Regions from separate parts of the Homo sapiens genome. Here region 2 is linked to region 1. The links are chromatin loops, found by intact Hi-C in ENCODE. Cell type or tissue: PC-9. All regions are shown on one strand. Each heading gives the region's core, and the rest is flanking DNA. Links, peaks and the distances in the headings are about the cores only.

What was found. A loop is a pair of places that touch in the nucleus more often than their neighbours do. Peaks named below come from ENCODE experiments on the same cell type or tissue, not always from the same donor. Only the 100,000 strongest peaks of a DNase experiment are listed, where the experiment ranks them.
Region 2: it touches region 1 in a loop (11-fold over the local background); 6 of 110 quality-filtered maps call a loop at or near these places.

Annotation. Positions count from the first base shown.
Region 1 is chr6:158,052,617-158,069,217 of GRCh38, reverse strand. It overlaps SYNJ2 (synaptojanin 2), which reads right to left. Exons shown (of 27, transcript NM_003898.4): 6 at 14,190-14,251; 7 at 9,865-9,961; 8 at 7,054-7,226; 9 at 5,346-5,427; 10 at 4,468-4,617; 11 at 4,227-4,392; 12 at 2,583-2,774; 13 at 490-571. Among named protein-coding and RNA genes, the nearest start is that of SYNJ2-IT1, 60 kb to the right of the region's middle. RefSeq lists an enhancer at 1-236. In PC-9, for the core only: no CTCF peak of the experiment used is centred there; DNase peaks (open chromatin) are centred at 7,397, 8,157, 8,607 and 11,607; H3K4me3 peaks cover 1,571 bases; H3K27ac peaks cover 5,800 bases.
Region 2 is chr6:157,828,788-157,845,388 of GRCh38, reverse strand. All of the region lies in intron 1 of SNX9 (sorting nexin 9), which reads right to left. Among named protein-coding and RNA genes, the nearest start is that of SNX9, 14 kb to the right of the region's middle. RefSeq lists a silencer at 2,818-3,112 and enhancers at 3,630-3,779, 14,559-15,297. In PC-9, for the core only: no CTCF peak of the experiment used is centred there; DNase peaks (open chromatin) are centred at 11,358 and 11,658; H3K4me3 peaks cover 418 bases; H3K27ac peaks cover 3,965 bases.

The sequences.
Region 1 (16,601 bases), core at 5,308-13,307:
GGTGGGGGGAGCGCCCAGTTGACTTCATATCAAATAAAAATCCAGTGGTTTTGATTTTTTCCTTTGCCCTGGTGTGCAGGAAGAAAGTACCTCTTCCCGGCACTCACACTTTCTCACCTCTCCCCAGGAAACATGAGTCAACTACTCTCCCAGTCCCAGCCCCGCCCTTCCCCTGCACCCCAGGTCCACACATGCCAGCTCCCTCTGGCAGCATAAATTAGCCTCAACAAGTGGCCGAGGCCAGAGCACTGCAAAGAAAACACAGCAATCATCAGCCCTTCCTTTTACTTCCTAAGTGGCAGGGAAAGAACGGGGTGGTGCATGTGTGAGCATAGAGAAGGAGCCAGGTGAGAGATCCCCACACAGCCAGGGCCACAGCTTAGCTGGCTCAGAAGCAGGCTGGCTCCCGGAGAGCCTCAGAGGCTCTGCTCCCAGCCAGGCACCTGACTCAGGAAGTCCCTGCCTGGCCCCGCACACCTGGCCCCTTACCTGGCATTGACAATATTCCCTGCGCTCAATTCCACCATCTCTTCAAACCCCACAGCAAATATGTCAGCTGGGCTGCTGTCATCTGGGGAGCAAGGCAAGAGATGACAGAAGTCAGAACCGCCAAGTCCCGCATTACGAGTTCATGGGGCTCCCCAGTGCCCTCTCCCGAGTCATGCTGTCCACTGCCTGAGTCCAACTCCAGGTGGCTACCATTGCTGCTGGGAACTGCCCCAGTGGAATCTGCTTCAGAAATGCCTGGCTTAAATGCAGCAGTGAGCCCAGAGGGGCCCTCCGTCCATTCTGTTCCCTTTGAACAGGGGAGGTCAGAATTTAATATAACCTTGTAGCCATTGACTGAATCTGTCCAGTCACGACCTCTGACACCCAGGCTCCTGAGCCACCAAGCCCAGTCATGGCTCCAGCTGCTGCAGAAAGTGAGAGGCCCACCTCCCCAGGGTCCAGCTAGGAGGACATGGCCTCTGTCAGCGAGAGGCCAGGCAGGCTGTCCACTTCCTTCTCTGTTGACCACAATGGGCAACCTGGAACCTCTAGTTTCCCTGACTTAAAGCTTTTTTTTTTTTTTTTTTTAAATAAAACAATCCCCGTCCCTCTGTCTGATCTGCTTGGCAATAGTAACCACAGCACTCCTTTCCTTCTCTGGAACCTGGTGTATCTCTAGTGGGACTGCTGGGGAGCCTGCTAGTGTCTACCCCAAAAAAATCCCCTGCAAAATACCAGCCAGCTTGCTAAAAACATGCACACCTTCCTGCAGGGAAAAGAAGAGGAGTCACTTTCGTGGGGACTGGAGGGACGGCTCTTGAGCCACGGCTGTGCTAAGCACTCTCCGCGTTGATGGGCCTGCTCCGGAGGGCATCCTGAATGGCTTCTGGAGGCACCACAAGCAGCAACCCAGGCTACCACCGACACAGAGAGCCCCAGTGGCTCTGAATGGTGGACTCTGCCACCTGCCCTTGGAGGCAGAAAGGAGGGCACAGATGGCGTGTGCACAGGAAGGGATGGGGCTCTGGGTACTACCCAGGCAGCTGTGGGGCATGAATGTACACATGGGCCACTGCATGTCAGCTAGACCACAGGTCACTCACCAACAGGCAAAAACCTGAACCACAAGTTCCTGAGTCCAAGGAAGCAAAACAAAAAACAAACAAACAAAAAAACCAAGGCCCGAGTCAACGATGACTGGACAAGAATCATTTATTCTTCAGATCCTAAGTTCTGGGGCCATTCAATAGTGTATCTTACAAGATAAAAGGTGAGGTGTCAACATTTGGAATTATTTTATTCCTAAATAGCACATGAATTATTTTGTGACTACTTAAAGCAGATTAATAGAGTTGGTTTGGGGAGAGGCAGGGATGAGCTGTTCTTGGTCAATATCAACACTGAAGGCAGGGCCAGGCGCGGTGGCGCATGCCTGTAATCCCAGCACTTTGGGAGGCTGTGGCAGAGGGATCCCCTGAGGTCAGGAGTTCGAGACCAGCCTGGCCAACATGGCAAAACCCCATCTCTACTAAAAATACAAAAATTAGCTGGGCGTGGTGGTGGGCGCCTGTAATCCCAGCTACTCGAGAGGCTGAGGCAGGATAACTGCTTGAACCTTGGAGATGGAGGTTGCAGTGAGCCGAGATTGCGTCACTACACTCTAGCCTGGGTGACAAGAGTGAAACTTGTCTCAAAAAAACAAACAACAACAAAACAAAACAAAAAACAAAAACAAAACACCGAAGACAGGCTTGGCTCCCAACCTCACAGTTACATGGCCCTAGAAGCCACACCTTCCGACTGGTGACGAAAAGATTCTACTGATGAAAGCCTAAGACTTCACCATCACTGTATGCAAAGAGAAAAGAGAGATTCACCATCTGCTAACTCTTCTAAACATCTGGGAAAGGAAAAAGGTCAGTTACTTGCGAGGCAGCATTCTTGAGAGTCAGGCCATGGTGCTATTTAGACATTGTGAGGAGGGAAGACACCAAAGATGAAATTCCACAAGACGATGGCCACTAAAGGGTCAAGCGTGACATGTCAGGTTAGGTGCAATTGGATTTTGTCTCCCCCAAAGTCACTGCCCTCACCCTGGGAGTCGGTAGCTCCCGAGAGCTGGGGCGAGTCGAGCAGCCAGTCTGTCAGCTCCGCCGTCCTGAGCACGTTGCTCCGGAACTGCTTTCCTCCGTTCACGTTCCAGGTCCCCATAGCAATCCGGATCCGCTTGAAATTTGTGAATTCGGACTGACGCTCAGTCATAGCTTTCAGGATCCTGGGAGTCACTGTCAGGAGGCATAAAAAGGCACATTTCTTTGCAGTTCCAAAGCTCAGGCATCCTCCAAAAAGACAGATGAGGCTGCCTGGCAGAGACAGATGGTTCATGAGCCTCTAGAGATAAACCAGGGTATGCTCCTTACGAAGACGACAAAAGGCTTAAAACCACGGTCACCACGGGGCTTCCCTTATGGCATTTCTACAATAAAGGCGTGAAAACATAAGACTGGAAACTCACCGTCTATACCCCTACCCCCAACTGAAGCCAGAAGCCATGGGACATCAGACCATAGGGATCTCAGACACGACAGGGAAAAGCCGTGTCCTCACTGTCCACTCCGTAGAAGAACAAGGCATAGGAATTTAAGCAAGGGCATGCTGTAACTGACCATATTTCATTGTGTATGCATCCATATACACTATAACTTTAAGTGTCTTACCAACCCAGACAGCCACCTTTGCATCCTCTGCCTTCCAGCCTGCATGTCTGATATGTTTTGTTTTGCCCCAGACTTAAGGCTTTAAAAAGTCACTACACAGAACCATCTCCATCCTCTAGATAGCCAAAATATATTCCACCTTTTAAACTTGTGATGTAAACCAAATCTAACTCATGTCTGCCTTGCTATTAAATAAGACTCACTGTACAACATGGAGCTTTGTTCACCTTTTACAGAGCTGGCACTGTTTCCAGAGTAGAAACTAAATATCACCGTGCCTATCGGAAGCCAAATTAGAGCTCCCCCAGTGACGGTGACAGTGGAAAGGGCCGTGAACCCATTTTAAGCATGGGCTAGTTCATTTTTCAAAAACACCTGACATTTCTAAAGCGACACTTGTACATTCTTATAAGGAAAAATGCTGGGTTTCCCCTACTTTTCCATGAGACCTAATATGTTTACAGGCTCAGGTAAGAAGATGCCATTAAAATGCTCCCAAAGGAACCTCCTATATTGATGGAATCACGATGTCTTGCCGCTGAGACCAGAAGGTGCCCTCATCCCCAGGGGATGACAGCATCCTCCTTCTCTGTTTCCACAGGGTCCTCAGGGGCCAAGAGAGAAACTGGAGGCCAACTTCATGGGAAGCTCCCAAAGCCAACATCACCTGCTAAGGGCCCAAGAGCCCAGGCAGCTGAGGAAGTTTCTGGAGTAGGTTAGCATTCAAAGGCACCGATGCGTTTAGGAGAGTGCACGGCCTCTCCCTGAGCCCGCCTGGTGTCTCTCGCTTCTCAGGATGGAAACACAGTCCAAGCCGAGACAGAGGAAGCGTGAGCTCCCAGGCCCAGCAGGAAAGCGCAGGCTCCCGGGAGAGGCAGTGACAGCTGCAAGGTGCATGGTCCACTGCTCAGATCCCAGGCACCTCTGCCACCCGCTCTCTGGATAGCACAGAGGCGGTGGGAAAGTGGGGCTGGGGAGCACCCTACCTCCCTGCCTCGCCCTGTCTGCGGCAGGCCCTACCCAGGAGCGCCGTGCTGTCCAGCAGCATGCCCCCTTTGTCTGCCACCTCCTCGCCGTAGACGTCCCCAACCAGCAGCAGCTTGATGGCCTCCTGCTTCACCCCGTCGAAGAAGTTGGACTGGATGGTTCGAGACATGGACCGGGCTCCATCCTTCAGCTTCCCCACCTGCCGAGAGCCCAGACCGCAGGCCGTGAGGGGGGTCCCTGGGGCCCCCACCCTGCCCCCTCGGCGGGGCCCTACCTTGGCCTTCCCTTCCAGGGCTCTGCTGCCTGTGAACACCTTGCTCAGGCTGTGGCCATTCAGAGACCACATGGCTTTGAAGGACTCCACAAAGCGGTCAACGATGGGTTTTGAACTCAGCCCCAGGGTCTTGAGCTGCAGATGCAGGACCTGGGGAGGAATAAGGGATGGCTGTCACTGGCTTCTCCCACAGAGGCCCTGCAGCCACTGTCCCAGGAGGTTCCTTATTCGGCAGCCTGTGGATTACGCTGTGCCTGGAAGACTCTGTGCCCCTCCAGAGGATGAGGAGTTCCCACAGCAGAGAGTGACTTCCCACATCTCACCCCAACTTTATCTATAGGGTCCACCCAAGCCCTCCTCTCACCCCCTGACACTTGAACGCCCCTGCACCCCGCCCCGCCCCACCCAATGCCAGAGGCTGAAGAGCAAACAGTGGTGGACAGCAGGGGGTGCTGACCCTACCCCCGACCCCCCAGCCAGGAGAGGTCAACCAGGCAGCTGGGGCCATGCAGACAGAGGTCTCCCTCCCCAGCTTCAAATCCAGCCTCATCCGGCCAGCCTCACACTGCCTTTGGCCAATGGTGCATCCACGATAATCATTACACACAACCGCTGTTCCCGAGGAGCCTTTGGGCCACCATGTCTGGGATGCATTTCACAAGAGGGTGTGAGAAAGTGTGCCTACGACAGAGAAAGCAGCCTCCTGGGGAACCCCTCTCTGGATGTCCCAGTGTCTCCCTGTCCACCTTCCCCATAGTCAGAAGGTTGTCTTGGTGATGCCACCCTCATCTTGCCGCTAAAGGTGCTCAGCCCAGCCTGTCCAGCTGAAGTCACAGGACCTGGCACAGATGGCCGAAAAGGCTGTGGCAGGGACGCACCTCGAGCGCGATGAAGCTCTGCACAGTGTTGGTTCGGTCCAGGCAGTCAAGACAGTTCATCCGCAAAGTGCCTTTCTGAAAACTTAGGACAAGAAGAAATGTAAACGGTTATATGTTGTTTTCAAAGAAGCAGTGGCCATAGCACAGAGGCCCATGTCTGACTTTTGACTCCCAAGGAAACATGGTTTTTTTTTTTTTTTTTTTTTTTTTTTTGAGACAGAGTCTCACCTCTGTCACCCAAGCTGGAGTGCAATGGCATGATCTCGGCTCACTGCAACCTCCGCCTCCCAGGTTCAAGCGATTCTCCTGTCTCAGCCTTCCAAGTAGCTGGGACTACAGGTGCGTGCCATCACACCCGGCTAATTTTTGTATTTTTAGTACAGACGGTGTTTCACCACATTGGCCAGGCTAGTCTCGAACTCCTGACCTTGTGATCCGCCCACCTCAGCCTTCCAAAGTGCTGGGATTACAGGTGTGAGGAAACATGTTCTAAGAGGGAACCCCTCACCTCCTCATCAATAGCCCCCCAGAAACCCCAGTGTCCATCCCAGTGGATCCCCAGCACTTCTGGAAAGGCAGGCAGACCCCAGGACACACACTCAGTAGCCTGCACAGCTGGGTCGTTTTACGTTTAGCTGGTCCTTGTTATTTATAGCAATTATGTTCTATAAAGTTGTAGGAACACTGAATTGGACATGAACACAGAACCATCGCTCCTAGGGGAAATATAGGGTTAGGTTCCTGCAAACCTCTGGTCACATTTTTATCAACTGATCAATATACAACCTTGTTTTATGTATGTTTCCATATAAAGACACCTTATTGAATATATATATTTGCTTAATTAACACTGAACCATGGCCGACAGCACTGTAGCTCATATAGGGACAAAGCTTATCTTAACGTGCATTTTCTCCATAAAGCACATCACCACCTTCTTGTGCTCAGAAGTACTAGACAGCTCTTCGGCACACTGCTTGGGGCCATTCTAAACCATGAGATCCCCGAACAAAGGGGGGCCCCTAACAAAGACCCCACAAATGTGAAAAACATGGTACTAAATCTTAAAAAGGAAACTTGTTTAAATACGAGGCCAGAGTATTTAAATACTCTGTCCAGCAAAAATGCTTTGCATACTGATTTTGGGGTTACAAATCAGTTTTAAGGAATAGGTAAATAAGCCAATATGGAATCTGCAAATAATGAGGACCCCCTGCATGTGACCTGAGGGAACTGGACTTCGTTTTTCTCCTCTGCTCTGAACAGGGAAGTCCATACCCTGGTCTCCTCTAGCAATCTAAGTCTATGCCAGCCATCCCACCGCGACTGTGGCCCTCACTCTCACAGGCCTGCGTCACAGCGTGGAGCTCCATGTTTTAATGCAGTCCCCTTTATTAGTTCATTTCTTTTGCCAGAAAACCATGACTCAACATCTCCTTGAGAAATTCAAAAGCCTGTCTCCTACTGTGGGAAGGGAGATGAGAAGCTGGAACCCAAGATTCCCGGCGTCGCCAAGCTTATGACCCAGGAAACCACAAGGGTAACTGAGTGGGGAGGGAAGGAAGCTGCCCCTCATAGGGCACATGTCCTAGACTGCACGGCCCCTCTGCCGCCTCACCCAGCAGAAGGCACAGCACGCAGCGAGCCTCACCGTGGACTGACGCTTCCCCCCAGCAGAAGACGCGGCACAGTGCGCAGCGAGCCTCACCGTGGACTGACGTTCTCCCCCTTTGTGAACACATCGAAGTCTTCCCAGTGCAGCTTTAACTGTGGCCTCAAGAGGGTCTCCAATTTCTCTAGCTTCCCACCTTTGGCAAACTGATGGAAGTCAAAATTGATCATAGGCGTGTCGCCCGCGTGGCAAGAAGCCCAGAGCAGCTTCTGAAAAGAGGAGGGGAGGGCGGTGAGGGGAGCAGAGGGAAGGGAGGACGAGGAGGGCAAGCTCCTTGCAGAGCTTGACCCGTGCGGCTAACCAAGGTGACTCGCCGCAGGACGTGCTTTAGCTGGAAGCTCACAGTGGACCAGGCAGTTGACCCCAAAAGGGAAGCACAGGACAAAGGCCCTGGGGGGACAAAACCCACAAAGAGCGTCTTGCCTGCGAAAGGGCAGAAGGTCCCCCTTGAGCAAAAGAAGCCAGAGCAGGTGTGGCTTCCTGGAGAGATCATACTCCTGCAGGGCTCTCTGGAGGGCACAGGTGAGGAAGGACTGCTCTGTTCTTCAGGTGGCCCAGGTGCCCCAGGCCCTCAGAGATAGCAGTGCTGTGGCAGGCTGCAGAGCTCATAATCCAGCTCCCCGTTGCCCTAGTAACCGGCCCCATCCTGCCGCGCACCAGCCTCTGGTGGTTATGCTCTGAAGAGACCAAGTCTCCAGCTGAAGTGGCCCAGGTGGGTCCCACATCCCGATGCTACTTCAGGATGGTCAGGGAGCCAGAGTGAAGGTGGGGAGAGATGGGAAGCAGGTCAAGGGGCTGCTGATGGCACCAGGATGCCCTTAAGAGCCCTCCCTTCCATATGAGGCTTCCCTGGCCTGGCAGCTCCCTGGCTTTCTCCCCAGAGAGCCCCGTGATGAAGGACAAACTGTCCGCCTACCCAGGCCACCCGGCTTCCAGGCCTCTCACCCTGCACTCATGCCCTTGTGGCTTCAGGTCAGGCCAGTCCAGCCTCTGCCCAGCCAGAGGTCCTAGTGACTTGGAAGGACTAGAAGGACTTGGGGGTCATCTGATCTGACTCAACGTGACTGCCTGTGATAGGTCTGAGTGTAAATCAATGCAGTGCTGCCATCATCAAGCAAGTCTTGCTGTGAGCAAGAAGCTGGAGGAGCCCAACAGTGCCTGGTGGCTCAGTGCCATGCATTCCACAGCCAGTGCTTCATCCAGCAGGACTGATGGCCATTGGGCCCTGGGCAGGCTGCTGGGCCACCAACCTTGGTCTGGGCCAAGCTGAGGTGGCTGAGGGCCACCCCAGGCAGGGCCATGACCCAGGTCTTCAGCTAGAGTGCCCCTCCCTACCTGGCCAGGAGCCCACCCTTCTCCGCATGAGGTGGCTGCCATCTCCCGCCCTCACCAGTGCCGGGCACTTCACCCACTGATGGGAGGGGCCACAACTCAAGGCATAGGGGAAAAGGACTTGGGGTTCTTATTATTATTCTTATTTTTTAGCTTTTTCCCTTCTTCCTTCAAATTAGCAGCCAGCATCACTGCCAAGATGGGTGGGAAGGGAGACACTTCTGGAGCTCGTTGCTAATAGCAACAAACCAAACAGGAAAAGCAGGTCTGGCCAAATAAAATTGGCAACCAGGAAGTGCCTGCTCTGAGCATGAGCATGTGGCATTTCTAAGCAGAGGGAAAGGCTCAGAGATCGCCCTAACCCCCAGTGAGGCGACTTCGAGCTCTCTCTGTAAGGGATATCTTTGAGCTTTAAACAACGAGAGAGTTTTTCTCTATTAGGCAGGGGACATGGAGGCTGGTAAAGGAACCAGGAGCCCCCTTGGCTCATTCTGGAACGTCTTGCGCCTGGGGAGCAGGGGGCGGGGGCTGGAGGCCTGGGATCCATGCACAGGGATGGAACCTGGCCAGGTGGGCGGAGTCTCTTGCTCCCATGGCTCTGTGACCCTGCCCAGGATCTGTCCAGGATCGCCAGGAAAAGCCCCCCAAGGAAGTCTGAAGGAGCCCACAGGAGCCCAGCAGCAGCAGGTCCAGGAGCTGCCATGAAAGCCCGAGGAAGAGGGGGAAATTTGAAGGCCAGCCGGCAAGCAGGGGAAAGCCACCGAAGTTCCTGCTCCTGAGCCCTGAGGCCGGGTGCCCTGTGGGGCTGGGGGAACTCACCCAGGACCAGCCAGGGCAGAAAGGGAGGCCTGCCTGCTCCTGGGCTGGACTGAGAGGGGTACCTTGAGAGGTCAGAAGCCCTCAAAGCCCCATGGGGAGGGAGGGTAAGGGACACATGGCTGGGGACAGGAGATGCTCTGTTTTGACTTTGAGCAAATTCTCCCAACCATCAGCTCACAGAAATTACACTCACTAGGCCGGGCGCGGTGGCTCACGCCTGCAATCCCAGCACTTTGGGAGGCCGAGGCGGGTGGATCACCTGAGGTCAGGAGTTCTTGACCAACCTGAACAACATGGTGAAACCCCGTCTCTACTAAAAATACAAAAATTAGCCAGGCGTGGTGGCAAGTGCCTGTAATCCCAGCTACTTGGGAGGCTGAGGGAGGAGAATCGCTTGTACCTGGGAGGCAGAGGTTGCAGTGAGCTGAGATTGCACCACTGCACTCCAGCCTGAGCGACAAGAGCCAAACTCTGTCTTAAAAAAAAAAAAAAAGAAAAGAAATTACACTCACTGTATCAGGGCCCGAGTCACTGAGCACTGCCGTGTTCACTGGTCGGAATGCTGGGGAAGCCTCAGGAAACGAAGGAGGGCTGGGCTGTCAGCTCCAGTCCCTGCAGGAGCCACCTCCAGGCTCAACGCTCCACCATGGCCACCTGCCGCCCAGCCCAGCTGTGGAGAGGACAGCCTGGCCTTACCTTGAAGGCTCTGTTGAGCACCTCCTCTCCGCCTCTGCTTCCCAGAAGGTTCACGACCACCTGCTGCCCGTACTGCTCCTTCAGAAGCACCATGTGCCTGCAAAGGCAGCGGGGTGGGCGTGATGCTGGGCACGGGCACAGGTGCAGACTCTGCCCTGTTCTGCCCCTCAAGGGAAGACGGGGCAGGAGTCATGCTTTCTTAGTGCCACAGTCCAGGACCAGCTGTCCCCCATGACCCAAATCGTGGAAAATGAGCCTGGGTGGAGAGAACCTGCACCTCCCAGCTGCCATTACTACTAGCTAGCGTAGACTTCTACATTTGTTTGGAATCAGACAAAGGATATGCTGCACTTTCTATAAAGCACCTCCCATTATATCTAGAACACCTAACCTGAACTTTCATCAAGAGAATTTTGTTTTTGAGACAGGATCTCAGTCTGTTGTCCAGGCTAGAGTGCAGTGGCACGATCATAGCTCACTGCTGCCTCAAACTCCTGGGCTCAAGCAATCCTCCCAACTCAGCCTCTCAAGTAATAGGGACTACAGGTACATGCCACCACATCTGGCTAATTTTTACTTATTTATTTTTCATAGAGACAGGGTCTTGCTATGTTGTCCAGGCTGGTCTCGAACTCCTGGCTTCAAGCAATCTTCCCACCTCAGCGTCCCAAAGTGTTGGGATTACAGGCATAAGCCACCGTGCCTGGGCTAGAGTCTTACACATGCAATGTGCACATGTGTGAAATGAATCTCTTATTTTGCTTGGTACCCACCCTTCTCAAAACTAGAACAACTGGCAGGAGAGCTCTCAACTCAGCATCCTGTTTTCAATCTAAGTGCTATATTGCATTATGCTAAACCACAACAAGGAGATACAACAAAACTTGCAGGCTTTGGAAAACATTCCTTGTATTGGAAGCTACTTTCTAAATATGTATGTTGAAATATTAGGGAGAGATTCCAATATTTATTCTTGATCACCAGCTTTTTAAAAGTAACCTTACATTTCAAATTTAAACATGTTGAAATGTAGTGCCTTAAACAAAACATAGGGAAATGATACAATGCAAAAAGCAGATGTCAAATTATCGTTTAATGGTGCAATCTTTATGCCTAAATATAGAAAAAACACTGGAAAAAAACACATGATGTCAAAAGTGGTAGAATTTTATATGATTCAAGTTCTTTTCTTCTTTAAACATCTTTCTCTTTTCCAAATTTCTGTAATGACACGTTTATGAGCGGAATTTTTTAAAGAGCTAATAATGATCATGAAAAAAATCATTTTTTTTCTTATGCAGTAAGAGAAAACATTCTCTTACTAACTTTAAGGGACAGTAGTAGAAAGACTATGGATTTTGAAGTGGGTAGTTTGAAGTTAGGCTTGCCTGCTGACTCCCTGGCCTAAGTTAAGGGTGAGCACCCTCCCGGGCTCCCGTCTCCACGTGCAGCTCCAGGCAGCCCTGGGGCGGGCTGTGTGTGGCTTCAGCCCTTGTGGGCTTTCTTTTGGGTCGGTCTGCCCAGAGAAGGTGCATCCCAGGCCTGGCTCTGACACGTGCAGGCTCTGCCCCTGGTGAGGGAGCCCACCGTGGCCACACATCCAAGCCACATCCCACAATGTGGCTCATCGGAAACAAGGCCCATTTCTGATCTCTTCCTGTCTCATTCCTGCCCCTTCTTCTCAACTGGTTCCAAAGCCCAGGGCCAGAAGGAAACTGTTATTACTCATTATTACTCACTATTCCTCATCATTACTCTATGCTGTCCCAACCCCAAACTCCCCTGATCAAATGATTCATCCCTTCTGAGCTGGCTCCTTCATCTATAAAGCAGGGCTACTTCCCCTCCTGCGGAGAATGGCGAGGAGGACTAAAAAGACGAGTGAAAGTGACAAGGACAGTGCTTGGTGTGTGGGACGTGGTTCCTCTTTCTTTCCCTTTATTGTAAAATGCTCGTTATTGGTGAGCTGAGAGGCCCTGCCGACCCAGGTAAGGGGACGCTGGCACCCAGGGCGTAAGGGAGCGCTGGCACCCAGGGTGTAAGGGGACGCTGGCACCAGCAGCAAGGTCGGCATCATACGGGCTTCTTCCTGGGTCACCCTGAGCATTGAGGCCTTTTTTTCACTTCCCCTGCCTACGGGTTACTGTCATAGGAAGCTACTTGGAAAACAGGAGTTTTTCGGGATACTGAGGAATCAGATTTCTATTTGGAAGCATCCTTCTCATCTTCAGGGAGGGACCAAGAGTTCAGCACACCCTGATGTGCACAGCAGCCGCCCGCAGAGCGGGGCGGGGAAGGAGAAGGGGTTCACTGTCCTGTGAGGAGAGACTGAGGCACCGCCCTGTGAAAGGTTAGCCCTTCCACCGAGACTCATCACCACACAGAGATGACAAGACCCCACTCAAGCAGCTGCAGCCAAAGTCCTGCTGCAAACAGCCCTCCTCAGATATGGAGCACATACAGCAAAGTGACAAGAGACCGCCTCGGCTAACAGGGGCACCCATGCAGCTCAGGCAAAGGAAAACAAGCATCCTCTGGGAAGAAAAACTATCTGTGTGAAGGTTTTGCGGGGGAAAGAAAGGATTTACTCTCAACCAAATCCATCAGAGAACCGCACGACTCTTGAGAGCGCAGTGATGTCCCAGAGAAGAGAATTGGGAAGCACCCAGGACAATGCACATGCCAGTCCAGGGACACCATCGAGGACCTGGGCAGCCTGCTTTCAGGGGGACCCTCATGGTGCCCCACTGCGGCCACTAGGCAGACATGTCACCTTATTTCCAAACGTTATCTCGAATGAGGGGAACATAGTCAGCAATGAACATGAGAGCAGCAGCACCTGCAAGGGAACGGGAGGGCTCCTGCCTCCAGCCCAGTGTCGTGGGTAAGAAGCATTACAGAAGAGACTTCCTGGACACAGTAGCTGCCTGTAGAAAGACTCACCCTTTCAGCAGCTTGTCCTGTGATTTGCAGAAGAGATCTAAGTGTACCCCTAGATTTAGGAATGCTTTCCAAGGGGCAAGGCAGCCTCTGGGGTGCTTGTGAGGAGAGAGAGGTCTCATTCTCTGTGGTACGTGCATCTCACACACCATGCATTACCAGGATTCTGAAAAATCTGCAGTCTATGCAAATGTGCTTCAACTAGATGTATGTATTTTTTAAGAAAGCTCCTAAACATAGGAGGGTTCCTGAAGCGAACCCAGCATGACCCTTCCCTCTTGTTTTGGGTCAGCTTCGGGTAGAATATTTTTGTTTTTTGTTTGTTTTGTTTTGAGATGGAGTCTCGCTCTGTCACCCAGGCGACTCCCTAAAATCTGAGCCACCAAGCTCAGCCAGGTAGAATTTCATTTTTGGTTTCATGTTCACTATTTCCTAAGACAATTTAGTATAGATGAATGTCAACTGAAAGAACTCCGCATGTAGAATGCTCAGGACATACTAATAATGCTTTGGAAAAGGCAATGGTCTTGTCTATACTTGATTAAATATCTCTTTAAAGAAAAGCGCATTACATGTCACACACTAATCAGGGGGTCACATCTGGGCTCATATGACAAGTGTTATGTTTAACAAGAGTATGAAAGCAAACTTAAAGTCTCAATAAAGCTTCAGGTAGAAGGACTCAAACACTTAACACATTACTTTCGAGAATTTTTACTATATTCACTAAGACAATTTTAAAATATTGAGTATTTAGATTAAATAAGCAAATCTTTTAAGAAGTTATTATTTCAAATACATATTACAAATAGCTCTGCTTTTCTTAAGCAAGCTGCAAAACAGTAAATGTGTTATGATCCAATTTGTGTATTTAAATACACACACACACACACACACACACACACACACATAAAATGCCAAAATTGTTTTCTAGAATGACATGTAAAAAACTACTAATAGTAAAATCTCTGAGAGTGGTAACTGGGAGTTAGGGTACTTTTATTTTTCACTTTATACTTTTCTATACTTATTTATTCTATACTATTTTAAAACAAAAAACAAACAGCTTCAAATACCCTATAATTTAGATGATCCCTTATTAACCAGGGCATAGAGATGAAGCCTCATTGCAAGAAACTGGTAAGATAAAATAATTATAAAGTGCTACCTGAACATTCATTAATTTACCTTCAGGAAACCTGAGAACAAAGTAAAAATCCCATTTTGTCATCTCCCTTCTTGCATAAAGGACCAAAGGGAAAGCAGCTTTAGATTCAGGGTTCAGGGTCCTCCCTTTCCCGTCGCACCCTCTCCCTTGTGTCTGATGGGAGGACGATGTCTAAGGATGACAATGACAGGCTTGGATGGTGTCAGACAATCCCTACCTGTCGAAAGCAGGGGCATTGGCTTCCAGGCCTCTGTGGAGTCTCAGATGATGGGAGCCAACCTAAAGCAAAGAGAAGTAACAACAGTGATTCTTCCTTCTCTGCAAACCAAGGAGGCCATGGTTTTTCCCATTCTCCTTCTTACTCCCAGCCAGGCTGCATGTGGCACCCACTAGGCCACCTCTGTGGTCTCTTCAGGGCTCAGGAAGGCTGAGCTCTCTGGATTCAGCTAACAGTGCTCCAAACTCAGGTCTAGGTGCCTCGAGTCTGGCTTTGCTGCTGCCCAGTCCTAACTGCAACATGACCATGTCTGCTGCAATTCTTCCACAGAAAGCAGATCCAGGGTAAGATGATGAGGCAGATGTCAGATCCTAAGCTCTCTGATAGCACAGAGGTCAGTGAAGCCAACTGTGGAGACAGAAACTGCTTCTCAGTCTCCTTTATGCCTTCAGGGACACTAATTTCCCCCTAAAATCTGAGTCATCCTAATGATCAAATTTGCCTTATTATTAATAGAACTATTTATTTAATACTCAACTTAGTTTTAGAAAATACATTTAAAATACATATTGTTGCTGGAGTCAGCTTAAAGGGGCTTTTGCTGGCCAAATCTGGGACAATCTGAACATCAAACTGTATGAGGACAGTAATGGATTTTAACCTGATGAATAAAATAGAAATTCATGAATCTATACTGATGATAACTAGATGGGTGAATAGATGGATGGATGGATGGATGGATGAATAGCTGGGTGGATGGGTAGGTGGGTGGATGGATGGATGAATGAATAGCTGAGTGGATGGATGGGTGGGTGGATGGATGAATAGCTGAGTGGATGGATGGATGGATGGATGGATGGATAGCTGAGTGGATGGATAGATGGGTGGATGGGTAGGTGGGTGGGTGAGTGGATGGATAGATGAATGGGTGAATGGATGGGTGGATGGCTGAATGGATGGATAATGGGTGGATGGATGAATGGGGGGATGGATGGATGGGTGAATAGATGGGCGACTGAATGGATAGATGGATGGGTGAATGGGGATGGATGGATGGGTGGGTGGATGGATGGATCAGTGGATGGATAGAAAGGTGGATAAGAGAATGGGTGGGTGGATGGATGGATCAGTGGATGCATCAGTAGATGGATAGGTGGGTGGATGGATGGACAGGTGAATGTGAGGATGGATGGATGGGTGGGTGAATGGGTAGATGAAAGATGGATGGATAGGTAAGTGGGTGAGTGGGTGGGTGGATGGGTGGGTGCATGGATGGGTGGATGGCTGGGTGGATTGATGGCTGGATGGCTGGATGGGTGGATGACTGGATGGATGGATGGATGACTGGCTGGATAGAGGGATGGGTGGATGGTGGGTAGACAAGTAGGTGGATAGGTGGATGGGTGGGTAGATAGGTGGACGATGAGTGGATAAGCAGGTGGGTGGGTGAATGAGTGGATGAATGGATGGGTTAATGGGTGACAGATGGGTGAATCAGTGTGCAGGTGGGTGGGTGTGTAGGTGGGTGAATGGGGAACAAGAGAGGGCTCTATAGTAGAATACCAAGTAATAAATTTGGAGGAAATCATTTAAAAATCATCATTTTACAACTGTCATAGTAAATAATTGTTCAGCAAAAATTATCTGTTGATGATAAATCTTAAGGGAAAGTTTAGTAAAAGGCAGGATACCAGCATGGTCTCAAAGTGTCTCCCATAGATTGCTGATTAGTTGGAAGGGAAAACATATTAACCGTAAGTGGAGAAACTGAATAGCACCTTGACTGGGTGACCAAAATTAACATCACTAATGAGTGGCAGATGGACACCGTGTGCCTCCAGATCTGGTACCCTGAGAAGGATACAGCATCATGTAGGTAGCATTCTGGTCAGGGATCCATACACTGAATGTGATTATAATGAAACACTAGGAAAATGTAAATGTAGGGACCCTCGACTTAACGGAAAAGAAGGCTTGCATTCTCCAAAAACATCAATGTTTTGAAAGACAGAAAGCCGAGGAACAGATGCAGATTAAAGACTAGAGACATGACCACAAAATGCAGTATGTGATGCTGGACTCAAGGCGGGAAAAGGTGCTTCAAAGGACATCACTGAGACAAGTGATCAATTTGGAATATTGCCTGCAGATGAGATTGAAGTACTTTGTCAATGTTAAATTTCCCAAATGTGTACCTATACTATATGTAGGAGAGTATATTTTGCACTTAAGTAAAGAGACACTGACATGGTTTGGATGTGTGTCCCTTCCAAATCTCACGTTAAAACGTGACCTCCAGTGTTGGAGGTGGGGCCTGGTGGGAGGTGTTTGGATCATATGGACAGATCCCTCATTAATAGCTTGGTGACAACCCCATGGTAATGAATGAGTTCTTGCTGGTTCACAGGAGAG
Region 2 (16,601 bases), core at 8,555-16,554, 230 kb after region 1:
CTGTAATCCCAGCACTTTGGGAGGCCAAGGCAGGCAGACCACCTGAGGTCAGGAGTTTGAGAACAGCATGGCCAACATGGTGAAACGCCGTCTCTACTAAAATACAAAAAAAATTAGCTGGGCATGGTAGCGGGTGCCTGTAAGCCCAGCTATTCGGAAAGCTGAGGCAGGAGAATCGCTTCTACCCAGGAGGTGGAGGTTGCAGTGAGCTGAGGTCATACCATTGCACTCCAGCCTGGGCGACAAGAGCGGAACTCCGTCTTAAAAAAAAAAAAAAAAAAAAGACAAATGGGAAAGGGCCAGGTGCGGTGGCTGAAGCCTGTAATCCTGAAATTGCCTTTGCAAAATTATGACTGAGACAATGAAGGAGATCTAACTTAATTGACTCCATCTTGCTTCTAACTTCCAAGCTGTCCTTGTTCACTCCTGGACGCAGGCTGAACGAACTTTGGGAATTTATAGTTTGAAACAAAGATGTTTAAAACAAGGACGACGGCCAGGCGCAGTGGCTCATGCCTGTAATCCCAGCACTTTGGGAGACCAAGGTGGGTAAATCATTTGAGGTCAGGAGTTCAAGACCAGCCTGACCAACACGGTGAAATGCTGTCTCTACTAAAAACACAAAAAATTAGCCGGGCGTGGTGGCGGGTGCCTATAGTCCCAGCTACTCAGGAGGCTGAGGCAGGAGAACCCCTTGACCTTGGGAGGTGCAGGCTGCAGTGAGCCGAGATTGCACCACTGCACTCCAGCCTGGGCAACAGAGTGAGACTCTGTCTCAAAAAAAAAAACAAAAAAAAAAAACAAGGATTAGCCACAAGATTAAAAATTATGATTTAGGAGTCATGTAGCTGGAGGCTACAAGATTCTGATCCTCTCTAAACTGCTCCTAAGATCAGTGCTTGAGATACTTTGCAGACTCTGCACTTGATGGATCAGCTGGCACCACCCCGATCAATAAACTGGGCATCTGATCTTGTGGCCCCCACCCAGGAACTGACTCAGTGCAAGACAGCTTTGACTCCCTGTGATTTCACCCCTGACCAATCAGCACTCCTGGCTCACTGGCTTCCCCCACCCACCAAATTGTCCTTAAAAACTCTATGGGTAGACTGATTTGAGTAATAATAAAACTCCGGTCTCCTGCACTGCATGAATTACTCTTTCTCTATTGCAATTCCGCTTGTCCTGAGAAATCGGCTCTAAGAAATTGGCAGGCAAAGTGAACCCATTGGGCGGTTACAATCCCAGCATTCTGGGAGGCTGAGGTGGGCAGACAGCTTGGGGCCAGGAGTTCGAGACCAGCCAGGCCAAAGTGGTGAAACCCTGTCTCTACTAAAAATACAAAAATTAGGCAGGTGAGGAGGTATGGGCCTGTAATCCCAGCTATGCAGGAGGCTAAGGCAGGAAAATTGCTTGAACCTGGGTGGTGGAGGTTACAGTGAGCCAAGATCATGCCACTGCACTCTGGCCTGGGTGGTAGAGTGAGACTCCATCTCAAAAAAAAAAAAAAAAAAAAGACAAATGGGAAATAATTTTTTAAAATCTAGAATTCTGTACTCACGATGCTTTGAAATTGTCTTCAAACTATTTAAGCTCTTCTAAAAGAAACAAAAAATTAGAATTGCAATGAATTGAGTATGGATTATGCAAAATGGATCACTTAGCACTGCAATCAGAAGTACACAAAGACCATAGCTGTCTGTCTATCAAAGGATTGGTGAGTAAATGCACATTATACATTTTAAGTTAAAATAAGATAATCAGTACAGTTAACCTTTGAACAACACAGGTCTGGTCCACTTTACATGCACCGTTTCTTCTATTTCTGCCACTCCACCCTCCTTTTCCTCCACCTACTCAATGTGAAGACAATGAGGATGAAGGCCTAATGCTCTACTTCCACTTAGTAGTAAATATATTTTCTCTTCCTTATGATTTTCTCAATAACATTTTCTTTAGCTTAATTTACTGTAAGAATACCGTATGTAATACATATAACATACAAAATATGTGTTAACTGTTTGCGTTATAAGGCTTCCAGTCAACAGCAGGCTATTAGTAGTTAAGTTTTGGGGGAGTCGAAAGTTATACTTTAATTTTCAACTGGGCAGGCGGTCGGTGCTCCTAACCCCCACATTGTTCAAGGGTCAGCTATATTTCTTTTTCAATTTTCATTTTCGTCAATTCTTCAACCCTTGTCCTAAGCATCCTCCCATTGCTGGCACCACCTAAGCTGTACAGAAAGGCTTAGAAGGCTTCATCTCCTTGAAACCACCTTTGCAAAATTATAATTGAGGAAATTATGACACTGAAAGAAATCAGACCTAACCAACTCTATCTTGCTTGTAACCTTTAAGCTGTCCTTGTTCATTCCTGAGCACAGGCCAGAACTAACTTTGGGAAAGAATTTGATCCATGGTTTGACTCTGAAACAAAATTGGTAACAGCCCTTTCCTGAAAAGACCCCCTTCTTGTCTGGGGTCCAGTCTGCCTTTGCAGGACTAACAAAATAACTACAAGAAATTACAATTTCGGGGTCATGTAGCCTCTGGCTCCAAGAGTCTGAACCTCCCCAAATTGCTCCTGGGGATAACATCACTATTGTAAAACCTAAGATCAGTGATTAAGATATTTGCAGACCCTGCACTTGATGGACTCAGACCAGTAACCTGGCCCAACCAGTTCTGCCATCCAACCCAGGAACAGAAGACATTAAGAAAACCTAACTTCAACCCCTTAAGATTCCATCTGCAACCTGACCAATCAGCACTCCCCACTTCCCAAGCCCCTACCCACCAAATTATCTTTAAAAACACCAAATTATCTTTAAAAACTCCAATCCCCAAATGCTCGGGGAGACTGACTAACAAACTCAGGTCTCCCGCACAGCCAGCTCTACGTGAATTACTCTTACTCCATTGCAATCCCCCTGTCTTGATAAATCGATTCTGTCTAGGCAGTGGTGATGGTGAACCCATTGGGCAGTTGCATCATGAGGATTTTGATAAGAGCACTGGAGTCAACAAGATAAAAGCAAGACATGCATATATTTTTTAACTGTTAGATTATGTTACCTGTATGGTCACATTACCTGTGGCAAATCTGTTTTACATTAACATGGGCAGACTCATACAAATGTCAACCAGTAAGAGATGGCACTGTTCTCACCTTAATACTATCAAGCAACTTAATAGATACAGCAAACTTAATTTATGAATATGTTTACACTGCCTACCAACAGACTGGATATTTGAAGATATTAAGAATGTATTCTGAATTTTTAAGTATAACAGGAATTACAGTTATTTAAGTCTACAGTTTTGGAGATATATATTAAAATACTTATCATGAAACGATGTCTGGAATTTGCTTCAAAATAATGAGGAAAGGGGAAAATAGGGGAGGGGAGGCTAGAGGAAACAAAACGGGCCAGGATCACTGTGGAGGTGGGTGATGAGTACACAGGGGAGTGTCACTGTGCTGTTCTACTTTTGTCCATGTTTAAAATTTTTATAAATAAAAAGTTAAAATAGAAAATATTGAATCATGCCAAACCATTGAGATGATAGTTTAAAAGTCACAGTGTAGTAAATTCTTATCATTTTATGTTGCCTCAGCATGCACTTTGAAGATAAGTGGGACCTTGTCGTAGCAGAAGCAGGGCTCTGTCACCCTGGACATGGCAGAGGGTGCAGTTCTACACCTCCTCCCAGTTCCTCAACATGACTAATACAGATACCTGCCTTAGACAACTTCCTCCTGGCAACCACCTCCCCATGGGAAAGCTACACACAGCCTACTTCACTGGCCCCGATCCCCACACCCCACATGGGCTGTGCAGTCACAGTGTGACCTCCTGGAACCAATTAAACCTCCCTGGGGGAAACCTGTTTGGACCCCATGAAGGCCCATGGGTCTCTAGGTAGGTCTCAATCTCTCTCTCTCCCTTCACAATTCCTGACCTTCAAGCTCCCTGACCATCCTGTGTGTGACCTCCAGGATTGCTGTGTACTCCCAGGGCCTGTAGGTAATAAAATCTGTATTTCTATCTTGTGCCTCTCCTAATCATTGGGGGATGCCCTTCATCTTGAAGACCCTAAATTAAAACACACAGATGTGGAATTTTTCAGCATGACTAATATGAAATTCCAGTGATCTAATTCATATTAAAAATAATCACTTAATGGAACCATGAAAGAATAAAGATTCATTGAATCTCCAAATTCTAAGCCAAGATGATGCCATTTCTTCTTAGCCCATAACAGCATTCTGCCCCAGTTCTCAGGGTTCCAGCTGCTTTCTTCTACTGCTGCTCTCAAGACTGCTGGGGCTTCAGGAAGTTTATACCAGACACCCTGCAAACAGTGACCCTCATCGGAAGAGAAATGCAGTGAGTCGCTGATCAGAAATGGTTTCATCAGTCAGAAATCCAGCAGTCTGCAAGTACTTTGCTTATGTCTATGTGGCCACCAGTCGAGTGAACAGCATAACGGTAACAGCCAAATGGTCTGATGAGCCGTTTGTATTCACTTTCAGTATATCCAGGAAACATAATCTGAAATTTTCTATCAGACAAAATCTCGAATGCAAAATAATAGAGGTTTTTAAAAATTTCTTTACAAAGTTTTTTCTCCCAGCTGATTTGACTGGGGTATTCCTCATATAGAGAAGGATACTGTGTCAATCCTTCTGAAGCTCTCTTACTGATTGACTTAAATGGAGCACAGGATTTTCCTAGTGTGGCTTTAATAAGATACAATCAATTAAGTTTTAAGAAGGGATAAAATAAGGCTTAAATCCAGTATCAAAGCAAACTGACTGTTAACTCCTGCAGTTAGCTTTGGGTAATAAAGGCAAGCTCAACTCTTTAAAAAAGAAAGAAGAAAGAAAGAGAAAGAAAGAGAGAGAGAGAGAGAAGGGAGAAGGAAGGAAGGAAGGAAAGGAAAGAAAGGAAAGAAAAGAAAGAAAAGAAAGAAAGAAAGTATTTTTTGTAAAAGTCAGTCATTTTGGGTGTGGTGAAAACCCTCCAATGGTTTTATTGCCAAATAAATGTCAAAGCCCCCGTGGTCGCCTGGGCCTCCTCAGCCTGGGGAGCAGCCCCTCTTCCCTGAGCTCCCTCAGCTCTGGCCTCACTGTGCAAGCACCAGCCTGAGGGTCTGCTCTTTCCCGAGATCCAAAGACACCCCAAGCACCAGCCTGAGGGTCTGCTCTTTCCCGAGATCCAAAGACACCCCAAGCACCAGCCTGAGGGTCTGCTCTTTCCCGAGATCCAAAGACACCCCAAGCACCAGCCTGAGGGTCTGCTCTTTCCCGAGATCCAAAGACACCCCCACCTTCCCTCAGATCTCTACCTGAGTGTCACCTTCCCAGTGAGGCTTTCTTGTTTTTTTTCACCTGCTTTCAGAACCCTAGTGAAACCATGAAACAACCGGAGAGGATAGGAGAATCCAAACAGCTATGTATCACATTAAGACAGAAAGGTCTGAGCTTTGCAGAGATTCACGCCCCAATACTGCGCACAACCAGCAAGGTGGTTACCATGTCCTCAAGCAGCACAGCAAGGAAGTGGTGGAGAGAGTTACTAAACTGAGGGGCAGGAGGAAAGGCCTAAAGAGGAGACTGGAGGGCAAGATGGGGTCACACCTTCAAGGCCATGGCACTAGGTTACCATCCCCACCCTCAAATTATGCTTCACCCTGGGCAAGAGGCGGTGGCCTGGGAACTAAAATATTATAGGTCTGCTTCCCCAGCAGGACGGGGATGTAATTTGTTGTAAATTATTACAGAAAAGCAAAATTATAATTTTTCCCCCACTTGGACTGTGCAATGGAATTCACACCTGAATCCATTCAATTATTTGTATTTTACAGATAAGGAAAGTGAAGCAGTAAGTAACTTTTCAAAGTAATGTATTAATAACTGGACTGGGATTTGAACCCAGGCTCCTAATCTCTATGCTATATCACCATTACATGAAAATACATATGCTTCATAATCAGGTAGAACTAATTTTATTCATTCATTGCATCTCTAATAAAAGACATAATTTCTCTTTTATTCTAAATATAAAATTCAAGAGAAACAAAACACTAATAGGGGAAATAGGCTTTTATGTAACAGCTATAATGAATCACAGAGGAATGCCAATGACCTCAACATTAATTCATTACATATATACATCCCCACACACATATAACAGTAATTATACACAAGGACAATTCATTGATACCTAACACCAAAAAGGTACTATGAAGTCCAGCGTTTTTAAGTAAACCTGTATTTTATTAACCGAATCTATATACATTTTAAAGAGTTAAAGATCCCCTGACAATTCACCAGCTGGGAATCCCTTCTCTAGAATAAGCTCTGGGTATTGCAAACCAGGTAAACAAAACACATCAAACAACAGCTTACCTGGAAATCAAAAGGAGCAGATCCATTTTAACCATTCCAAGACGCTATGTCCTCGGCCACAAAGGATTTAGAACAAGCCTGGGCACAGACTACTTGCCTCGAATGTTCACTGGTTCCTAAGAGTGGCTTAGTTTAACCAGTGCCAGATAAAATTTTAGAGTACAACCAGGGAAAGTGGACATTTACACTTCTCTAAAATGTACTTTCTGTCCTGCAAGGTCAGTCACTAAAATAGGAGCTCTTTAAATGAGACCTCAAACTAAACATGCCTTCAAGTATTTAACACCATTCCCTAAACTAGAGAAATGATCCTCTTCTACATCATGAGTAACATAATGTCAGAATATTTAGCACTTCTACATAAAATTTTCACACTATGGCTCTTTATTGATATACATTTATTTTTACTCTTAAGTTTCCAATGGCTAAATGGAGGGAAACAGGTCAGAGGGTCTCATTTCTGACTCCAAATACTGAGCTATCTCACTGTACACTATGTATACATACTTTTACCACAGCAACCGTACACCTAATGGAAGATATCTAAGTGTCTGTGTTCTCCATTAGACTGTAAATTCTCTGGATAGAAAAATATACATGCATTTTCACTTACAGTATAAATTCTAGAGAGAGACTGTTGAATAAAAAAAAAAAAAATTATTGGTCGAGCACAGTGGTTCATGCCTGTAACCCTAGCACTTTGGGAGGCTGAGGTGGGCAGACTGCTTGAGCCCAGGAGTTCAAGACCAGCCTGGGCAACATGGCAAAACACCATCTCTATAAAAAATACAAAAATTAGCCAGGCATGGTGATGCATGCCTGTAGTCCCAGCTACTTGGGAGGCTGAGGTGGAAAGATTGTTCGAGCCCGGGAAATTGGGGCTGCAGTGAGCTGCTACTGTACTCCAGCCTGGGCAACAGGGTGAGGTTCTGTCTCAAAAAAACAAACAAAATTTGATTTTTGGAAGCAATGTAGCATACTGAATATTTCTGTCAATATCCCTTGATGTTCATGCATAATAATATTCTAATGTTAACCACAGCCAACAATTACATGTATTCCTTCCATAATTAATGGTACAGCATATGCTGTTCACGGAACCCACAAGAAACTGAACAGTGCAGTTCAGTTGCCACCTTGTTTAAATGCCAACGACGGCTTCACGATCTGCTGCCCTTCTCTTATTTAGACACCCGTTACTTCTTACTGACTGCAGAGACAGGTCATATGAACACAGACAGCATGCCCATGCCTTCATGCATATGGGTCCTATAATAATACATGGGTGGATTTGATTATTCAGAGGTAGATTTACCTAGTTTGGGGACTACATTCTTTTTTCTAGCTTTGACAAACATTTGTTTCTTTACTTCCTTAAAGCTTCTAAGTGGGCAAACAGGAAAAATGAAGCCGCTGAAATTCAAATTCATCAAAATTAGGTATGGGTACTTACCACACAAATAACATTAAAAACTGGATTTACACAAAGGCATGTATTATCTGACTTATAAGTAATTTAAGAACAGGATTCTTCTCTCCTAGTGAATTAAAAGTTATTTTCATTATATAATCACGGTAGGAACATATTATACAATGCAAATAAATCTGGACTGATTACTGTTTTAATAACACACAAAACTGTATCGCATGTTTTCTGGCTAACTTAAAAGGCAATAGGAAGAGTAGTAACCAGCCTCCATGGTAATGTGAGATTGTAACAGTGTTGAGACATTTTGCATATAATACCAACGATCAATCAAAAGAACTGAAAAGTTACTGACAACACTACAAGTTGGCGAGAAACTAAATAGCTTCTGAGAATATTTTACGGATCTGTGATTTTCTGCATCATATGAACCCAGTTAGATAAAATAATCCTTTAAGCAAGACACAAGTGTTCACTGCACACGGCATGCTAGTGCAGCCACCCAATTTACGGCCTCACAGATCTTAGGGACCAACCAAGGACAGAACCCAAGTTCTTTCTTTTATTTTTCCATCCCTCACAATAGTGGTTCTGGAAGTTAGGTCCCTAGACCAGCAGCATCAGCATCACCTGGGAACTGGTAGAAATGTGTGTTCTCGGCCGGGCGCGGTGGCTCACGCCTGTAATCCCAGCACTTTGGGAGGACAAGGTGGGCGGATCACGAGGTCAGGAGATCGAGACCATCCGGGCTAACATGGTGAAACCCCGTCTCTACTAAAAATACAAAAAAATTAGCCAGGCATGGTAGTGGGTGCCTGTAGTCCCAGCTACTTGGGAGGCTGAGGCAGGAAAATGGCGTGAACCTGGGAGGCGGAGTTTGCAGTGAGCTGAGATCGCGCCACTGCACTCCAGCCTGGGCGAGAGTAAGACTCTGTATCAAAAAAAAAAAAAGAAAGAAAAGAAATGTGTGTTCTCAGCCCCACCCCAGACCTCCTGAATCAGAAACTCTGTGTGATTTAACAAGCTCCCCGGGTTGGTGACTGTGATACAGCTAGTTAGAGTACCACAGCTCTACCATTAATTCCTAATCCTTAGGAAATATCATCACTTTAGCAAGAGTTCAATTTCTCTCTCAGATGGAAGCTTATTACCATTGCCATATCTTTCTGTATAGAAGAGAGTCCTAATGAATCAGAGAAGAGGGGAGTTTGAGAAAAAAATTTAATACTTGTAGCATTTTAGAGAATCACTATCTATCACTTTCATAATGAAAACTCCAGAACGTGCACAAGATGTTTCCACTTATCAAAAAGGGTAATGGCTATAATCCCAGCACTTTGGGAGGCTGAGGCAGGAGGAATGTTTGAGCCCAGAAGTTCAAGATCAGCCTGGGCACATAGAGAGACCCTGTCTCTACAAACAAACAAACAAACAAACAAAAAATTAAATATTAGCTGGCTCTGGTGGCATGTGCCTGTAGTCCCAGCTACTTGGGAGGCTGAGGCAGAAGGATTGCTTGTGCCTGGGAGGTCGAGGCTGCTGCTGTGAGCCCAGATCACGCCACGGCACTCCACCCTGAGCAACAGAGTGAGACCCTTCTCAACCAAAATAAAAAATAAATGGCTAGGCATGGTGGTGTATGCCTGTGGTCCCAGACTGTATTAGTCTGTTTTCACACGGCTATAAAGAACTGCCCAAGACTGGGTAATTTATACAGGAAAGAGGTTTAATTGACTCACAGTTCAGCATGGCTAGGGAGGCCTCATGAACCACGATGGAAAGTGAAGGGGAAGCAAGGCACCTTCTTCACAAGGTGGCAGGAAGGAGAAGTACTGAGTGAAGGTGGAAGAACCCCTTATAAAACCATCAGCTCAGTCAGCATGGGGGAAATCGACCCCGTGATTCAATTACCTCCACCTGGTCCCTCCTGTGACACTTGGAGATTACAGCGATTACAATTCAAGATGAGATTTGGGTGGGGACACGAAGCCTAACCATATCACAGATACTCAAGAGGATGAGGCAGGAGGATTGCTTCAGTGTGGGAGTTCAAGGCTTCAATGAGCCATGTTTGCACCACTGGACTCCAGCCTGGGCAACAGAGCAAGACTCTATTTAAAAAAAAAAAAAAAAAAAGAAGGGGAATGGGTTTTTAAAGGCTGAAAACTTTGCTTTTGGTCATTATATAGTAATTGAACTCTAATAGAAGTAAATATTAGAATATTTTAAAAATCTTGGCTGGGCATGGTGACTCACGCCTGTAATCCCAGCACTTTGAGGGGCCGAGGCAGGTGGATCACTTGGTGTCAGGAGTTTGAAACTGGGCTGGCCAATATGGTGAAACCCCATCTCCACTAAAAATACAGAAATTAGCTGAGCGTGGTGGCACACATCTGTAATCCCAGTTGCCTGGGAGGCTGAGGCAGGAGAACTGCTTGAACCCAGGAGGTGGAGGTTGCAGTGAGCTGAGATCATGCCACTGCACTCCAGCCTGGGTGACAAAGTAAGACTCTGTCTCAAAAATAAAATTAAATTTAAAATGTCTATACTTTTTGGTATCATCTTGGCTTTAGATGATTCAGACAGCTCAACCTATTGTAACCACAGATCTCAGTAACCTAACGGGTATTGATTTCCTAGGGTTTTGGAGCTTTTAGGGGTTGCAAGGACATTGAATACGCTTTACATACTGTTGGAATTGCATCAGACTAATCTGGTTCAACTTTTATGTAACAAAGTTATGAGCTGCTTTTCAGTTGGCATGGACCTCCAGGTTGAACGTCACATCACCAGAGCATGCCCAAAACTAAGTGTGCAGCCATGGATAGAACCCACGTGCTCAGATGGGCACTTGGAATGGAATGGGCATGAGGAATGAGCACTGAATTAAGAAGTGGACACTAACAGTTTGGGAGGCTGTAATCACAATTCTTTGGGAGGCTGACACAGGAGGATCGTTTGAGCCTAGGAGTTTGAGACCAACCTGGGGAACATGGCGAGACCTCAATTCTACTAAAGAAAAAAAAATTTAAAAAATTGGCCGGGGGGGTGGCACACAGCTGTAGTCCAAGCTACTTGTGAGGCTGAGGTGGGAGAATCACTTAAGCCCAGGAGTTCAAGGCTGCAGTGAGTTATTATCATGCCACTGCACTCCAGCCTGAGGAACAGACTGAGACCCCGTCTCTACAAAAAAAAAAAAAAATTCTTTTAAATTAGCCAGGTGTGCTGGCACGCACTTTGTGGTGTCAGCTTACTCAGGATGTTGAGGTGAGAGGATCGCTGGAGCCCAGGAGGTTGAGCTGCAGTCAGTGGAGGTTGCACCACTGCACTTCAGCCTGGGCAACAGAAGAGAGACCCTGACTCAAAAAAAAAAAAAAAAAAAAAAAAAAAAAAAAAAACCACAGTGGACACCACATGGCAGGATCCAAAATCCGATCAGATCAAGCCCTGGTGTCACCCCATGGCAGGATCCAGTCAGATTATGCCTCCAGCATCACCCCACTGCAAGATCCAATCAGATCACGCCTCATTACCTCTAAGTACAAAACCTGACGTAGCCCCCAGCGTGGAGAGACAGACTTAAGTCCAACTCCTGTCTCCTTGCTCAGCTGTCTGGCAATAAGCCTCTCTCACTACAAAAACCTGGTGCTTCAGTGTTTGGCTTTCCACTACATGGGCAAATGGACCCAGTTCAGTTCGGCAATACTGGTAGATAGTCACGGGACAAAGTAAATCTGATGCATCAACAAAACAACTGTAAAATCATATTATTCAACTCTTGACTCTAAAATCTGAGTCATGGTTTAGGAAGGCGGGAGGAGAAGTGCAGTGCTGGAAACCCTGCCTAACCACAAAGAATTAACCACCCTGCCTCTTCTAAGCTCCTGAGGGAGAAGGCACATGGTGGCAGGTAAAATTACCAATGTATTTATGAAACAGCAATTTGTAACACCTTCAGATTCAGTGCTAGTTGTTCAGTAAGTTTTCAGTTATGTTTTAAAGCTACTTTTAAAACATACTCTTTTTTTCCCCTGGAAGAAGAAAATTTCCTTAAGTACCATACTTAAGAAAATTACAAAATAATATTTGTAATCCTGAATGCATTAGCATTCTTCTATTGAAGTGCCCTTACTATGTGTAAGCATTAAAAAATTTTTCCAACCTAGTACAATTTGAAACAAATTAACAGAAGGTATATAAGTTTGGGAATCTGCTTTAGAGGCCTAAAGACAGTAAGTTTTTAATTAAAAAAAAATCTTTTTTTTCCTTGTTACAAAAGCAGCAAATATTCATTACTTAAAATCTTGAGACTATAAAACAAACTAAAACATAAAAAAACTTCTTATGTGCAGCCACTATGCAATAGGCAACTATTTATACATACGTCTAAATTTTCAAGCCTTTTTCTGTGAATTTAAATTAGGAAATACATTTAAACTCGCACATTTTAAATACACCAATTCATTAATATCTGAATGTCAACTGTCCTAGGGAGGATCCAAATCTTTATTCCCAGCATCCAAGTGGCACAAAATAGCTACTGAAATGTCTGCTGAACTGAATATCTGGGATCTGACAAGGCAAAGTCTGGACTTGCAGACTGTGGAGCTGTACTATGGAAGTATTTTTGAAGCAACTGAAGTGATAGAGTAAGGTTTAAAACTCACTCAAAGTACTAAGTAACAGACTGATATGGTTTGGCTGTGTCTCCCCAGATCTCATCTTGAATTGTAGTTCCCATAATCCCCACATGTTGTGGGAGGCACCTGGTGGGGGTAATTGAATCATGGGGGCAGTTACCCCCATGCTGTTCTCATGAATTCTCACAAGATCTGATGGTTTTATAAGGGTTTTCCCCCTTTTGCTCGGCACTTCTTCCTGCTGCCATGTGAAGAAGGACATGTTTGCTTCCCCTTCCACCATGGATTTGTAAGCTTCCTGAGGCCTCTCCAGCCCTTTGGAACTGTGAGTCATTTAAATCTCTTTTCTTTATAAATTACCTAGCCTCGGGTATTTCTTCATAGCAGCATGAGAACAGACTAATACACAGACATTTCAAGACTTGGGTCCTTTGAAAGCCTCTGGGCTTGAGGAACTGTGCCAGGAGCCTGCACTGTGCCCCTGCAGACAGCCTGCCCTCCTTCAAGACATTGTGCCCTTTGAGTACAAGGACAGGCCTTTCATACTGACATCCCAGAGGACCTGGCACATCTGAAGTTCAAATGAATGAGTTGTGGATGACAACGGGTGATAGGCAACAGAATGAAGCTGCATTTCCCCCTCTTTAATTTATCCCTAAAGTTAAGTGTCTGACTTAATGAACAATCACAAATCTGTGACTTCTGAGTACTGTCCCTGTGGGTAATAATACCATATGACTCGATTTTCAGATACTACAAATAACTTAGAAAAATTCAGTCAGACTGAATAGCATCCTTAAACACTGCATTTACAATGCCTAGAAATTAGTAAGTAGTCTATCATGTGCTTTTAATAGTCAAAAGAAAAATGACAAAGAAATATCAATTGGAAAGTTTTGAAATGCCCACAGTTTGACAGCTTGACTGAAGGTTTGGTTTCAACCAAAATGCTTAACAACTTTTTGACCTTTCCCTCTGCAAAGATCAGATTAACACTTTCATGCACATATTCCACTCCCTTCACTTGACAGTCTGCTATAAAGATGCTCTGACTTGGATTTTGTTCCAGCAACTAGAGCAAGCTAATACCTGAGCCACTGCCAGACTGAAACAACTGAAGTGCTGAATAAAATATTAAAAGCAAAAGATACAAACTAAACACCTTTTGAAACACACTGCTGAGTTAGCACAAAAGGAAAGGCTCCGGAGAGGCCACAAAGGAAGTGAAAGCAGAAACCCTGGGAGAACACATGTGCTGAGGCAGGATTTCCCGCTGGGAGACTCCACAAACCTGGGAGCCTGGCTCTGTGCTCTGGGGACTGTGTGGGGGCAGGGGAGGCAACACACAAAGTGTCCTGTATTAAGCTACAAGCTGGGACTCCAAAAGGACCTCAGCATAAGGGTAAAGAGGAAAACCTGTGTGCAAGGAAATGTCTCATCATTGATACAGAGTAGTGGGGATGAGGAAAATTTCTCCTGAGATGCCAGGTCCATATTTATTCTACCCAGTATGGCTGAGAAAACATTAAGCCAGGAATTAAAGATATAGTGACTCCAAGGATGTAATGTCCCCAGGAGACTGGTATCAGCACACACAAATCCTCCCTGGAAGGATACAACCTCAATCTAGGTAATAGGATTCCCACAGAGGAAGTTCCAAGGAAAACAAGCAACTCAAGGAAAAATCAAATCAAATCACAAAACACACAAGAAAACAAAGCACCATGAGTGAGAATGTGCAGAAACGGATGGCTGAATCAGACTTCTGAGATTAGGACGGAAAACTATTAATGTTTTGACATGCTTAAGAGAAGCTTAAAAATATGAGCAAAGAACCAGAAACTATAATGAATGATAAGCAGATTTGAAATAGAACCAAATACAATTTCTAAAAATAGAAGATAACCGAAACTGAAAATTAAATGGATGAATAAAAGAGCAGATTTGGCCTGACTGAGGAAAGAATAGTGAACAGAAGGTAAGAACAAATGAAATCATCCAGAATGTAGCACAAAGAAAACATGACAGGTTGACAGATGGGAAGTTAGATTTCCATCGGTCCTTTTCATGTTACTAGAGTTCCAGAAAGAAAGAATGGAGAAAAGGCAATTTTCATGAATAACCGCTGAGAATTTTCTAGAGCTGCACTCACCTATAAAGTAGCCATTAGCCACATGTGGCTACTGAAATTAAAATTTAAACACAGTTCCTCAGTCACACTAACCACATTTCAAGTTCTTGTTAGCCACAAGAGGCAGGCAGTTACCATATGGACGGCACAGATGTAGAACATCATCACAAAGAGTACACTGAACAGCACTGTTCTAGAACTAACGTAGCACCTGTCCTCAGATCCAAGATACCCAGGAAACCCAAGCTGTGCAACTAAAATCCACACATGGACACACTACAGTCAAACTGCAAAATACTAAAACTGAGAAAGTTAAAAACAGCCAGTGAGGAGTCACACCACGGACAAAGGAACAATAATTAGCTAACTGGCTTCCCAGCAGCAAATGTCAAAGCCAGTAGAAAACAAAGGAAGAATACCTTCATTGTACTAGGAGAAAATGCTGTCAACCTAGAACTCTTTCAAGACCAGGGTAATTTTCATACCTAAGAGACATATAAGAGATTTACCAACAACATACCTTCTCAATGGAAATTCCAATTCATTTTAGATGGAAGGGAAATTATCTCAAGAAAAGACTGAAATGTAAGAAGAAACAGTAAGCAAAGACACAGTACAATATGATTAGATCTAAAACATTTAACTGTATAAAAATAATGTTCAATTTGTGGTGAAAAAGATATAACTAAAATACTGGGCAATAATTGATCATATTGGGGGAGATGACTGGAGTTAAATAACCTTATGTCTTTTTGTAATTCAGGAAAAGGCTAATGATATTAAGTAATTTCAGACTTTAATGTTAACATCCTTATGATAACCACTGGAAAAAAGAGACTTATAACACAAACCTTCCACAAAGTTGGGAGTGGGCTCCTACAATCTATAAGATGGTAGACAGAAATCCAAATATATCAGTAAACACAATGCTGTACAGGCAGGCACCAAGATCAGACTGGATAAAAAGGTAAAATTCAGCTATTGGCTTTTATATATCTGGGAAATATTTACCAAAAGCTAGTGAAATCACATTAACATTAGAAATATAGTCTTTAAGAAAAAATGCATTACCAGAGGTAAAGAGGTTCACTTCATAATGATAAAAACTTCAATTCACCTAGAAAATAATACTAATTGTAAATGTAGAGAAAATTTTTAAATTCACCATTTTAGCATCACCATCAAGTAGACAGAGGATCAGTTAGATACAACAGATCAAATAGAGGAACACAATTAGTAAGGATATACATATAAACAGCACAGTAAGTCTAGTGGACATAGAGCATACAGAATAGACACACACATCAATAATATGTATACTCTTTTTGTGCACAGGTGAAACATAAAAGCTGACTGTATGCTGGGAATAAAGTTAGCCTCAACAAATTTCCAGGTACAGTATTGATTTTAATTAGGCTCCCTGATCACAATGCAATCAAGTTAGAAATCACCAACAAGAAAGAGAAAAACCCAATACATTTGGAAATTAAAGACAATTCTGACAACTTGTAGGTTAAAGACAACTCTTTAAAGTCTCAGAAATATGAAGCTTGTTCCAACTACCTTAAAACATCAGGCAATTTCTCATGTAATCATTAGTAAAATTGATTATGTTTTAAAAAATATAATTGCCAATACCTAAGCTGCAGATGTAAATTTTGTGTTGTACCTGTATACACTTTTAACAAATACACTAAAACACATGATTAAAAGAACAAAAGCTTACAGCTGGGGATTAATAGTTTTCTACTTCAATAATCGAGTCACTTATCTCACTAGAATATATTTTTGCTCTTTTAAACTTGTCATTGAAGATACAAAAGTGATCACAAACAGTCTCAGCTTCTTGAGGCTGACAGCATTCAAAGGAGCCAGCCATCAGTTATAGAAACAAATATAAAATGGCAGTCGGGGTGTGTAATGTGACCCTGAAACAGGGGCGGGGACATCAGGAAAGGCTTTCCCGGGGAAGTGATGCTTAGACGCATTA